Linked DNA regions of Homo sapiens: region 1 is linked to region 2. Evidence: chromatin contacts called from ENCODE Hi-C or POLR2A ChIA-PET data. All regions are on one chromosome and are shown on one strand. The core of a region is the stretch at or near the end of the contact, and the rest is flanking DNA. Distances in the headings are between cores, read along the strand shown. Region 1 holds the start of LONRF2 (LON peptidase N-terminal domain and ring finger 2). Region 2 has its middle 55 kb from the start of LINC01104.

Region 1 (5,781 bases), core at 1,673-4,172, 60 kb after region 2:
CTTACAGATAAATAGGATCATATAGTAAAAATGCTTGAGTCTGGCTTCTTCCACTTAACATTATGTTTGTGAGATTTGTCCACATTGTAGTTTGTAACTGTAGTTGATTTATTTTCTTTCTGTATAGTATGCTATGAAAACATAATCATATATTCACCCCTTCTGCTCTTACTGGACATTTGGGTTGTGTGCACTTTTGGGGTATCTCTAACAATGACATACACTCTTGTATCTAATTGCACATTCTTTTGGGGGCACATATGCATATACCTCTTTGAAACTATTTGGCCAAGGACAGGCTTAACATCTGTAGATACTACCAAATATTTTTCAGGGGCATAATTTGCAGTCCCATTAGCAGCATATAAATATCACAGTTTTCATTTTTCTACATCTTCTCCAACATCTAAATACAGATGAAGTATTTCTGATGAAAATTTGATGTTGGAATTGGGTAGTGCAGTAAATGCAAAATATATAACGAATTTCAAAGGCTTAGTTTAAAAAAGTAAAATCTCAATTATTTTTTAAAATTGAAGGCATGTTGAAATAATATTTTGGATGTATAGGGTTAAAAATTGCTAAAATAAATTTCACCTGCTTTTTTCACCCTTTTAATGTAGCTACAAGAAAATCCCAAATTATGTGTGGCTTACACAATAGTTCTAATTGGATAGTGCTGCTCTAACACCATCAATACCTAAATTAGTAGAAAACTAAAAAATATGCCTGTTAAAGTATGGATATGTTGGTTGCAAAAACTACAGAATACTCGTTAGAAAAGCTGAGTTAAGTGCTCTATTCCAGCAGAGAATATCCCAATTTAGATACAGATATTGAACACTTGTTCAATATTTGGATCTTTTTTTTTGCAAGACAAAATTGAATGCTAGTCACTTTATAATTTGTGCCTTCTAAAAGGGAAAACCTTAATCCTAAGTTTAAAATAAAATGTGCACTGACTACAGCATGGTAGTAGATTATTTTAGTAACAAGAGATTCAACAAGTCTTCTCGGCTAGTGCTTTAAATCGTATATGCCCTATTATAAAACCGGTGAAACCAGAAAGCAAACCGTCCTCCTCACACTGCCCAAAACAACTGCCAATAGAGCGCATACTCATATGTCAAAGCCAAAACGATGACAGAAGTTTGGTCTTCCTTTCAGCTAAATAGTGTTAACAGGTGGTGGCTGGGTGAAGGCAGGAGAGTGCCTGTTGCTGGCCTTAGGCCTCAGATAAATAAGGAAATGACTGAATGAACAATTTAAAACTACACACACTAGTCAGTGTAACTATCTAGTAAGTTAAATACGCCATGACATCTAATGATGGCCTCTGAGACAGAGAGCAGGCTAGAGCCGGAGCGTTTGACGTGATTACAGCAGAGTGGAGGCGGTTCCTTCCTGGCTATATTAGCTGAAACCCAAAGCAAATCTTGCCCCAGCACAAGGCACCCCTTTCTGCGCCTGTAGTGTGTCAGCTATGTGCATTTTCCTTCAGGATGAGCAAAAATATTTCGTCATCCTCCCCGCTCCTCAACAGCGCAGAAGATGCCGAAAAGCAATTACAGGACCTTACAGAGCTGCTCCGGGGGCCGCGGGAAACTTACCAGCATCCTGGAAAAGACAAAACCAGTGGGGTGCACTTGGCCTCTCCTGGCTGCAGGGTGTGGCCGCCCCCACCTTTCACCTTCCCATCCTTAGGAAGCAAAGTGACCCCTAAGCCTAGACAAAGCTCTCGAAAGCCCAAAGCCTCGGGCCCACCGGCCAGCTCCCCACCCCGCTGCTGGGCCGGACAGGTGTAGGGGAGGCGGACCCGCCCCGCAGCCGACTCACCCAGCTCCAGGGCCTGGTCGCACCTGAGCAGCGCGGCCTCCGGCTGCTGCTGGCGCTGCAGGCTCCGCGCCTGGCCTGCCAGCCTGCGCAGCCGGCACTCGGCCGGGAAGCACTTCTCCAGCAGGCCGCTCAGCACCACGTTCACGCGCCGCACCTGCGGCCGCGCGGGCCCTGGCTCCACGCAGCGCTTGCAGACTGTGAGCCCGCAGGGCAGCGTCACCGGCTTATGCAGCAGCCGCCGGCAGCGCGGGCAGCCGAGCAGGTCGCGGGGCGCGCGGGGCTCCGGGGCCGGCCCTCCCTCGCCGGGCGCCTCGGGCTCGCCGCCCGGGTTCTCCGCGGACAGCGGCCGGTCGCGCAGGCCCACGGCGCGCACCAGGCCGCCCGCCAGCTCTTCCAGCTCCTCCGGCCGCAGCGCCCCGAGCCGCGCGGCGCCGCGGAACGCGCCCAGGGCTTCGGGGAGGCGGCCGGCGCGGGCCAGCGCGTCCCCCAGCCTCAGGCACAGGCCGCGGTCCGGCTGCGCCAGCCCGGCTAGCATGGAGCGAAAGAGCTCGGCTGCCATCTCGTAGTCGCCCGCGCGGAAGGCCTCGTCGCCCTCCTCTAAGCGCTGGGCGATCGGCTCCGCGCGGTCGCAGCCAGGACACTGGGGCGGCGGCGGCGGCGGGACCGGCTCGGGGCTCATCACCGCGGGGCTGCGACGACGCGGGTCCGGAGCGAAGGCGCGGAGCAGGGAGGATGCGCTGCTGCTGGGAACTGGCCGGCGGGAGCGCGGTCTCAGCCCTCGCCAGCAGCCACGCGCGTCTGGGGGCGGCGCGCTGCGAGCGGCTGAGACCGCGGGCGGGGGCGGGCGCCTGGCTTGGGCAGCGTCCTCAGCGCGGTGTGGGCGGCGAGCCCCGCAGGGCTGCAATCGTTCCGGGGTGGGGGCCGGGACAGGCACCGCGGGCGCAATCTGAGCCCCTGCCCACGCGCAGCGGCCTCTCAGTCCCGCCGGCTTAGGTAACCCAGGTCGCTGCGGTAACGCAGTGACCGCGCTCCAGGTCCGCGTCTCTTGCGATGCTTCCCCCACTCGCCTGAGGGCTCCTGCGCGACTGCGCGCGCGTCCTCTGCCTGCCGCCTCCCCGCAGAGGTGCCGGGGCCCTGGGAGCAGGTGGCCTTGGCCGCGGGCTGCTGGCGCGCCGGCACCGCGGCACCTGCTCTTCCCCAGAGGCCTGGCCGCCCCCACAACCTGTGGCTCCGCTTAAGCAAGAACCCAGGAAAAGTCACCAAACGCATCACGCATCTCTAGCTTCGACTTAGGAAATTGTCCTAAATGACTGGGGAGGCTGAAGTGGGCACCCAGAGGCCCCGCCTCAGCGAGCTTCTTCTCTTAACTCTAGGCTGAGGCCTTTGAGAACTCATTTTAACAGAGAACGTGGAGGGCCAAGAGAACCAGATACCAGGAGGAGGAGGGATTCGAGAAGTGGACAATTGTATTGTGCCCTTGATTAGGAAGCAGAAATAGAATTAGAAATAGAATTCTAATTAATAGAATTAGAATAGAAATAGAAAGGGTGCCCTAGTATGGAGTACTGCAGACATAAGTTGCTGGGGAGAGGGAGCTAAACGCTCCGTTGGTGTACAAGCAAGGTTTAAATTAAAATCCTCTGTGCGTATTAACCGGGTTCATAATTTCTCCTATATAGCCTATGTATTTCTCCTATGTAGCCTGCTCCCTTCTTCCTGTCGTCACAGTATCTGTTTTATCCTGTGTATTTGAATACAATAAAATGCATTACAATATTCTAGAATTCATACTACTGTTCATATTTCAAGAATAAATTTTTTTAAAAAATTGGAGAGGTTTTTCTACATCTAAAACTGCTGGCTAAAGAAAATATACAATACCTCGACCACATCTGGCTTTGGGAAAGGAGAAATGCCTCATTAAGTGAGAGAACATTTTAGACCAGTTCCTAAAAGGGAAAAAGGGGCAATTTTTGGCCAGCCCTCTAGTTCTACAATAAACAAATGCAGAGTACCCACCTCCTTTTCCATGAAGGATTTCCCCCAGCTGTCTACCTAACTTAATTGATAACAGTGTACTGTTTGGGTCTCTTTTTCATTACTGAATTATTTCAAATTCACTTTTTCAATCACTGTTTGGATTTTTATCTGCTTTCTTTATAGAATAACAATTCACTTATATTTGAGGGTCATTTATCCATCAAATTCACAACCAACAATCAGGAAGCAATGGGGAAAAAGCTTCAGAGCACAGACCATACAGTAAAGATTGTGAAACCTTATGATCTCAGATCCTATTTGTTCTTATTTTAGACAAATATCTAGCAAGAGAACAGAAAGAAGCTTGCCGGAGGTATGCCTGCTGAGAGCCAGAAGTGTTTAAAGCAAAAATGTTAGTGTGTTGTGAGGTTTATAACACATAGAAATAAAATATATCACAAATATAACACAAAGGCAGGTAGAGGAGAAATGGCAGGATACTGTTGTAAGGTTCTAATGCTATATGTGAAATGGTATAATGTCACTTTAAGAAAGACTGTAATGAGTTAAGGATGTGTCCTCTAACCCTAAAGCAACCTCCTAAATAACACAAAGAGCTATAGTTTAAAAGCCTATAGAGATGAAATGAAATTGTTAAAAAAAACTCTATTAATCCAAAAGAAGGCATAAAAAGAGAGGAAGGAAACAATTAGATAAAACAAATAGAGAACAAATAGCAAGATGGCAGGTTTAAACCCAATTATATCGGTTAATGTTCATTAAATATTGTCTAAATACCATAATTAAAAGGCAAAGATTGTCAAAAGGAAGACCCAGATATATGCTGCCTACCAAAAAAGAACTTTTAAATATGAAAATACAAATAAGGTAAAGGTAAAAGGATGGAAAAAGATGTTCTAGTTAACTCTAAGCAAAATAAATCTAGAGTGACTATATTGATAGCTGACAAAGTCTATTACATAGCCAAGAACATTGCTAGGAGAAAGGACAGCCATTTCATAATGATAAAGGTGTTAGTTGGTCAAGAGGACATAATAGTCCTAACCGCGTGTGTTCCCAATAACAGAGCTTTCAAATATTTGAAGCAAAAACTGATAGAACTGTAAGGTGAAATAGGTAAATTAATAATTATAGTTGGATATTTAAATATCCCTTTTTCACCATAAAAAGAACAAGATCATGTCCTTTGTAAGGACATGGATGGAGCTGGAAGCCGTTATCCTCAGCAAACCAACACAGGAACAGAAAACCAGATGCTGCATATTCTCACTTATGAGTGGGAACTGAACAATGAGAACACATGGACACAGGGAGGGGAACAACACACACTGGGGCCTGTCGGCGGTGGGACCGAGGAAGGGAGAGCATGAAGAAAAATAAGTAATTCATGTGGGGCTTAAAACCTAGGTGATGGTTTGATAGGTGCAGTAAACCACCATGGCACACGTTTACCTATGTAACAAACCTTCACATCCTGCACGTGTACCCCAGAACTTAAAAATAAAACACCCCTCTTTCAACAATTAATACAAGTATACTGAAAATCAGTGAGGCTATAGAAGACTTGAGCAATTCTACAAACCAACTCAATCTGATTGATGTTTATAGAACACTCCACCCAACAATAGCAGAATACACATTCTTTCCAAGTGCACATGGGACATTTACCGATATAGAACATCTTAGAGCCATAAAACAAATCCCAATTTAAAAGTATTCCTTCTAGGGCACTGATACATCAATAAATTGGATCAAATTGAGGACTTCTGCTGTTTTAAAGACACTGCTAAGACATGCTACACACTAGGAGAAAATATTTGCCGATCACATAGCTGATAAAGTACGAACCAAAAATATATAAAGAAATCCAAGAACTCAATAAGAAAATACAGAACTGGATTAAAAAGTGAGTGGAAGATTTGAACAGTCATTTCATTACAGAAG
Region 2 (5,748 bases), core at 1,370-3,869:
GAACTTACATCTGAACATATAGCTGAGCTCAGATCCTTCTCCCCAGCCTCTCTTCTTCCTGGGCTCCCTAACCCGAGAAGAGCATGGTCATGTACTAATTGCTCACTATGTGCCTTGCACTGATAGGCGCTCCATATACATTAACTCCAAACCAAGGTAGATATTAGAATTCTCATTCTATAAATAAGGCTTTCAAGTCTCCAAGAAGTGAAGCACCTTGTCCAAGGTCACCTAGCCAGCAAAGATTTAAACCCAGGCCTGGGGCCTGCAGCACAGTCCTTTGACTCTACCACGCTACCTGGCATCATGCACCCAGCAGACCCAGCAGACAGAGCCAGAAACTCACTCACCATCCAGGACCTGGATTTATTGCATTTGATATTCACACCTTTTTACAGAGAGGATCTACAGATTTCATCAGCTGTGAACAACAACAAAAAGAGTACGTAGGAATTCCAAAATCCTGTAATAACAATGAAAATCACGGTAAGAGTAATATTTTGGAAGACTGTTCTCTGGTTCAAGGCCTTACACTAAGCGCCTTCCCGCCTGGCCGTGGGGAGGGACTTAGCATGTCCCAGGCAGCTCAACTTTGCAGAAAAGGAGCATCTCCCATCCCTTCCACAGGCAGCAGCTTTCTCCAGTCCATGCTTCAGAGACAGAGGCACCCTGCCGAAGTCCCTCCATTCCTGAGGGTGCAGTGACCCCATGTGGCCAATTCCAAATGTAGCCACTTGATGGACATTGGGCTGTGACTGCTATTTCTTCTTCATTTAAGCAATTCTCCAATTGCTGTCTTTTGCTGAAGTTTTGCTTTCATTCCACTGAGGAGGAGAGGCAACAGAGGCGGCTTGGAATGGGAAGGGCGGGGCTGAGCTTGCAGGGACAATGTCCACCTAGCCTGCTGGCCACAAGGACCCTCCAGCTCTGAAGGTGCGCTGAGAGCGACCCCTTCGGGCCACATTGGAGGGGCAGCAACAGGTGATCTGGATGGCTGGCCTGAAGCCTTCTAGGCCCCAACCAGGCTGCTGCATCGCAGAGAAAGGAGAGAGAGAGACAGATGAGACCAAGGAAACTCTGCACTGAGTCACCCCCAGACTCAGGAGGGGGAAATGGGGGGCTGTCATGTGAGAGCTGGGAGGGCCCATGGGGTTATCAAAGTCATGGCCACATTTTATAAAGACAGCGAGGGCCAGAGTGTGACAAGGTCTCTCCTTAAAGCCGCCCACTAATATGTGTGAGCCGGTGAGGAACTGCATGTGGCTGCTACCAACATATGCCGAGTCACAGGGGCTTCAGCTAGGTAGGGGTGTCTTTCTCTTATGTAATCTGAAATTTCTCAGAAGCAGGTGGTCCAGGGCTGCTAGGGAGGCCCCACGATGTCATGAGAGACCCCAACTCTGTCTTCTGCTTCACCAGTCCTAAAACATGGCATTTCTCCACAAGCCTACATCATGGTCACGACATCTGCTTCAGCTCCCCTCTCACTCCTGAGTCCCAGGCAGGGAAAAGAAAGAAGAGGGAAAGCTCAGAGGCTGACTGTCAGAAGCATAAGCTTCCCCTTCAATAGCATTTCCTGAGGTTTCACCCAATAACTTCCTTTTATCGTATTGGCCATTGGAACTGTAGTTTGTAAGCTGAGCGTATTCCTAGAAGGAAGGAGAGAATGAAGATATAGATTACTAGAGGCCTCACCCATCTCCACTCGGGATAATAACAGCTACCATTTCTTTGGAGCTTACTATGTTTACATGAATTTATCTATCCTCAGAATAACCCTGGCAGATGAGTTTGTTATCCCATTTCACAGGTGAGGAAAGTGAAGTTTAGTGAGCTTAGGTTAACTGAACCACACCTAGTGAGGGCTGGGGACAAAATCTGAAACTAGATATGACTCAAATCCTACAGTCTTCACCTTACAGCACCTAACAAAGGGGCAGAGACACAGGACTCAGGCTTCCAAAGCTATGTTACAAAGCCACTCTCCCTTGGCGTGGTAACCACTGATACTTCCCTGTAAATGGAGGAAGCAGCATGAAAACAGGCTTTTTGAGGAAGGAGCTGCGGCCGCTGTCACCATTGTTGGGAAGGACAGAGCACTATACTCGGTTTGTATCTAGTAAGCAAGTTTGCCCAAGAGTTCATTTCCCCAGACTCTTAATCCATTCTCTGACCTGCTGTCACTCTTACAGACTCCAGGAGAAACCTTCCACATATCTGTGAAACTAGGTGATTTTGGTTTCACCATGATCAGTAAAAGATAATCAGTTCATCCTCTTTTACTATTTATACAGCTGTGTCCAGGATTTTGTAAAAAATCTTTTAAATGTACAATAAAGGTAAATCCTTTGGCTTTGTGAAAAGGTCCTTGGCTTCATAAAAGGACTCATTCCAGGGCTCCTTTAAGTGAAGGTCTCCAATATCTTTAAATATAAAATATTTTAAAGTAATAGCCACTCAAGAAAGAGGCCTGAGCACAGAGAAACTTAAAGCTAGAGTGTGTGACACAGCGCCACCTGAAGATCAAGCGGAGATGAAGAAGGGTAGCTATGTAGGTCAGCGGGGAAATGGAGCTGGTTGACAACAGGATCTTCCAACTGGCCTCTTTGACAGAGGGACGTCCAACTCTGCCTAGGGCATGTGACAGTGGAGAGACATCTAGGGTGGTCCTGCTTCACAATGATATGGCCTATGGTTTGTCGTCTTGAAGCCATTCGTCCTGGGTTCTCAGCGAAGCCTTGTCAACGTCGCTGATGTATCCCAAATCTTTGGAAAGCAGGGAAATCCTGCTCGCAGCTCATACCCGGGCTCTCCAGTCCCCTGCAGTACTGGAGGATGTCCAGCAGGTGGCGCAAAAGACAAGGGCTCGCCTTACCCATCTCTTGTCCTTATGAAGGAAATTTGACCAAAATGACAGCCCCCTCCTTCCTTCCCCTCCCTCCTTTCCTTCCTTCCATCCTCTCCTTCTCTTCTGTCCCTCTCTTTCTTCTTTATTCATTGAATCATCAAGTATCCATGAAAGACTACAAGCAGAGCTCTGTGCAAGATAATGGGGGGATGAATTAGGACAGGGTCCTTTGCCTTTGAGGAACCTGGAGTATAATAAAAAAGTAAAATAATAAACAACCGAAATACAAGAGGTGGCACAGGCTTCTGAGGGAGCAGTGTCACTCTTGAGCTGTATCATCGCAGCCTGCAGGTTCTGGAGTCAGACCAACCTGTCTTGTCTGTCTTCTGGTCCCGATTCCACACTTGCTGCAACCTTGTGCAAGCGCCTTAATGCCTCAAAGCCTCCGTTTCCTTATCTGTAAAATGAGGATAACAATAGATTGTCCTATGACATGTTCATAAGGTTGGCATAAGGAGTTAACATACCTAAAACATTTAGCACATTTTTAAAAAAACCAAAACGTTATTTAAAACATATAACTCATTCGTTCTTGCATGCATTCATTTATTCTATAGGCATTTGCATGACAACCATGTGAAGAAGGCTGTCCTTGTTATTATAGGAGGTACAAAGTAAATAGAAGGAATACTTCTCAGTGTGGGGATTTGCAGTCAGGGTGAATATTTCTTCAACATCTTCTTGAACACTTTTCTCTGTGACAGTCAAAATCAGCCTGGACTGAAAAGAGAAGAAAGCAGCCTAGCTGTTAATCCCGCTGGGAGGACACACTCTGATAAAGCCAGCTGCAGCATCCGCCGAAAATGCCATTTCTCCCGGGGTCAACCTATAGCTGGAAAATGCCAGGATGATCTCCCTTGAGTGAGCACTGCTTCCTCACCAATCGTGCCCTAGAGCCGCTTTGCTGCACCCCTCTTTTGCTACGAATCCCCAAATGCTGAGCCCTCCTTGCTCTTGCTGGCACCCAAACAGTAGTCAATCCTGCTGTTCCTGAGACTGTCTTGGAAACAGCAGCCAGCACAGGATGGATCCCACTTCCTCAGACCCTCATCAGAGTCTCCAGGGAGAGCCCAGACCTTCTAGAAGGGGCTTCCCTCCCCCTCCCCCACCAAGTGTGCAGCACTCCCAGATTCTAAAGTCATGTCAGTCAGTGGCATTTTTCGGACCGAGGGGTGCATGGTGGTCTTCGGCAGATGGAAACTCACTTTTGCGAGCTCCCTGATAGCGGGGTGCAGGCCTCCACCTCCTCAGAGGCCCGCATGAGAAATCTTGGCAGGGAGGGAGGCAAGGGAGGAACGGGGCTCAGCTGGAATCCTGACTTCAGCAAAGGCGATGGAGGAAAGTTAAGGGCAGTGGCTGCAGTTATGTGAATCAGATGCAGCCCCAGCAGAGCTTCTGGTGCCCAGGCTGGAGCACCCCCAAGTGCCCCTTGAGCTATGAGCATCCAGCGAGACACTGGGCGTGCACAGCCTTATGGTGGGCTGTGGCATCGAACCACTGAATGAGAGAAGGTCTCTAGTAGAATCCGCCCTTCCTTCCTCCCCTCCCTCCTGCCTCCATCTTTCCCTTCCTTCTTCCCTCCCTCCTTCCTTCCACAAGCATCTTTGTGCAGGAACTGTGTTGAGTGTTGGGGGCACAGATGCCTCTGGCCAGTCCCCACATCCCCAGGCTTCTGAAGATTTCATCATGACACAGTGACAGTGGAGGGACAATCTCCCAGGTGGGGCGGCATCTGGGGGCAGGTGGCACCTGTGCACCCTTGAGCATGGGTTTGAGGGCACCCTACCGTTCCATTTTTGGGGTCTGGGCCAACATGCAGATCTGAGCCTCTGCAGGCCTGTGAGGCTGGTTCCGCTCAGCTGGCACCTTGGTTATCTGCTGAGCAGTAGCGACTGCTCTTTCAGGCCACAGTGTGTGCCACCAGGCCCATGTTAGGGATCTTAGGTCTCAGGGGTGTGTGGAATACCACGCCCCTCACTCTCCCTGGGTATGGAAGGGTGTGAGACACAGCACACTCTCCTCCCTAGCCAGACTGCAGGGATCTCCACCTCCTCCCCTAGAAATAAGGGTACTGTATGCATAGTGCTAGGAGTCAGAGCCCCCACCTCAGGACTGGGAGGAGGAAGAAAAAGGGCCCTGGGGCATGGAGAAATGTCTGACTCTCATCTCCCAACACACACACCCACCCTTCTCCTTCTCCCCAGCCCTAAGCCCTCCCTCCCCACAGGGAGTGTCAGCTGGGTGCAGGTGCTCGCTTCACGCATGCTGTGCTGAATCTTCTGGACGCTCCCACACTGCCTGGCCTGACTCCACCCTTCGGAGGCCATGCGCTCTGTGAAAGGGCATTGGCGGCAGTTGTGTGAATCAGAAGCAGTGGTCCTGCCTGAGACCGTGGTCCGGCCAGAGGCAGGGATCCAGGAGGCCTGGGGCCTAGCATAGGCCCAGGTTAGTCTGTGACCTTAGCAGTTCACTCCCTTACTTTGAGTTTGAGTGAGGGGTTGGGTCGCTGTGTCCCCAGGGAAAAATTTCCCTTTGGAAACCCAGACATTTCAACCTGCAGAGCTCAGAATTCAGGGCATGGGAAGCACAGATGCTCCAAGTTGGCTTCTGGGAGCTGGAGTCAGCACATCTTGGTTTCCAGACCTGAGGGCTTTCTACTGGGGACAAAGTGTCATGTAAAAGTGCTTGATCCCAAGTGCCTCCTGCATCCTGGAGGACAGCATCCCATTCTTGTCAGGTAGTGCCTGTGAGCTGGCACTAGGCCTTTAACAGCCATGCCAATTTCCTATAAGATCAGAAGCTCCTGTCTAGTTCAGTAGGTGACAGGCATCCACCATCAC

What was found. A loop is a pair of places that touch in the nucleus more often than their neighbours do. ChIA-PET counts read pairs that join two places held with the same protein, here RNA polymerase II (POLR2A). Pooled maps may share reads with other maps.
Region 1: a loop to region 2 is called in a map of Calu3, with 9 times the contacts of the local background. The contact joins the promoter of LONRF2 here to the enhancer-like site in region 2. A Hi-C loop is called at or near these places in 6 of 168 maps with a recorded cell type or tissue (A673, Calu3, K562 and 2 more) and 14 of 50 pooled maps. POLR2A ChIA-PET finds 5 or more read pairs at or near these places in 4 of 52 experiments (HEK293T, OCI-LY7 and WTC11).

The regions. Positions count from the first base shown.
Region 1 is chr2:100,319,579-100,325,359 of GRCh38, forward strand. LONRF2 (LON peptidase N-terminal domain and ring finger 2) reads right to left here and starts at 2,923. Exons shown (of 12, transcript NM_198461.4): 1 at 1,837-2,923. The coding sequence starts at 2,515.
Region 2 is chr2:100,260,199-100,265,946 of GRCh38, forward strand. No RefSeq gene overlaps it. Among named protein-coding and RNA genes, the nearest start is that of LINC01104, 55 kb to the left of the region's middle. Within about 2 kb of position 2,620, at least 2 of the 41 ENCODE cell types and tissues checked have a DNase peak (open chromatin) inside an H3K27ac peak, as active enhancers do.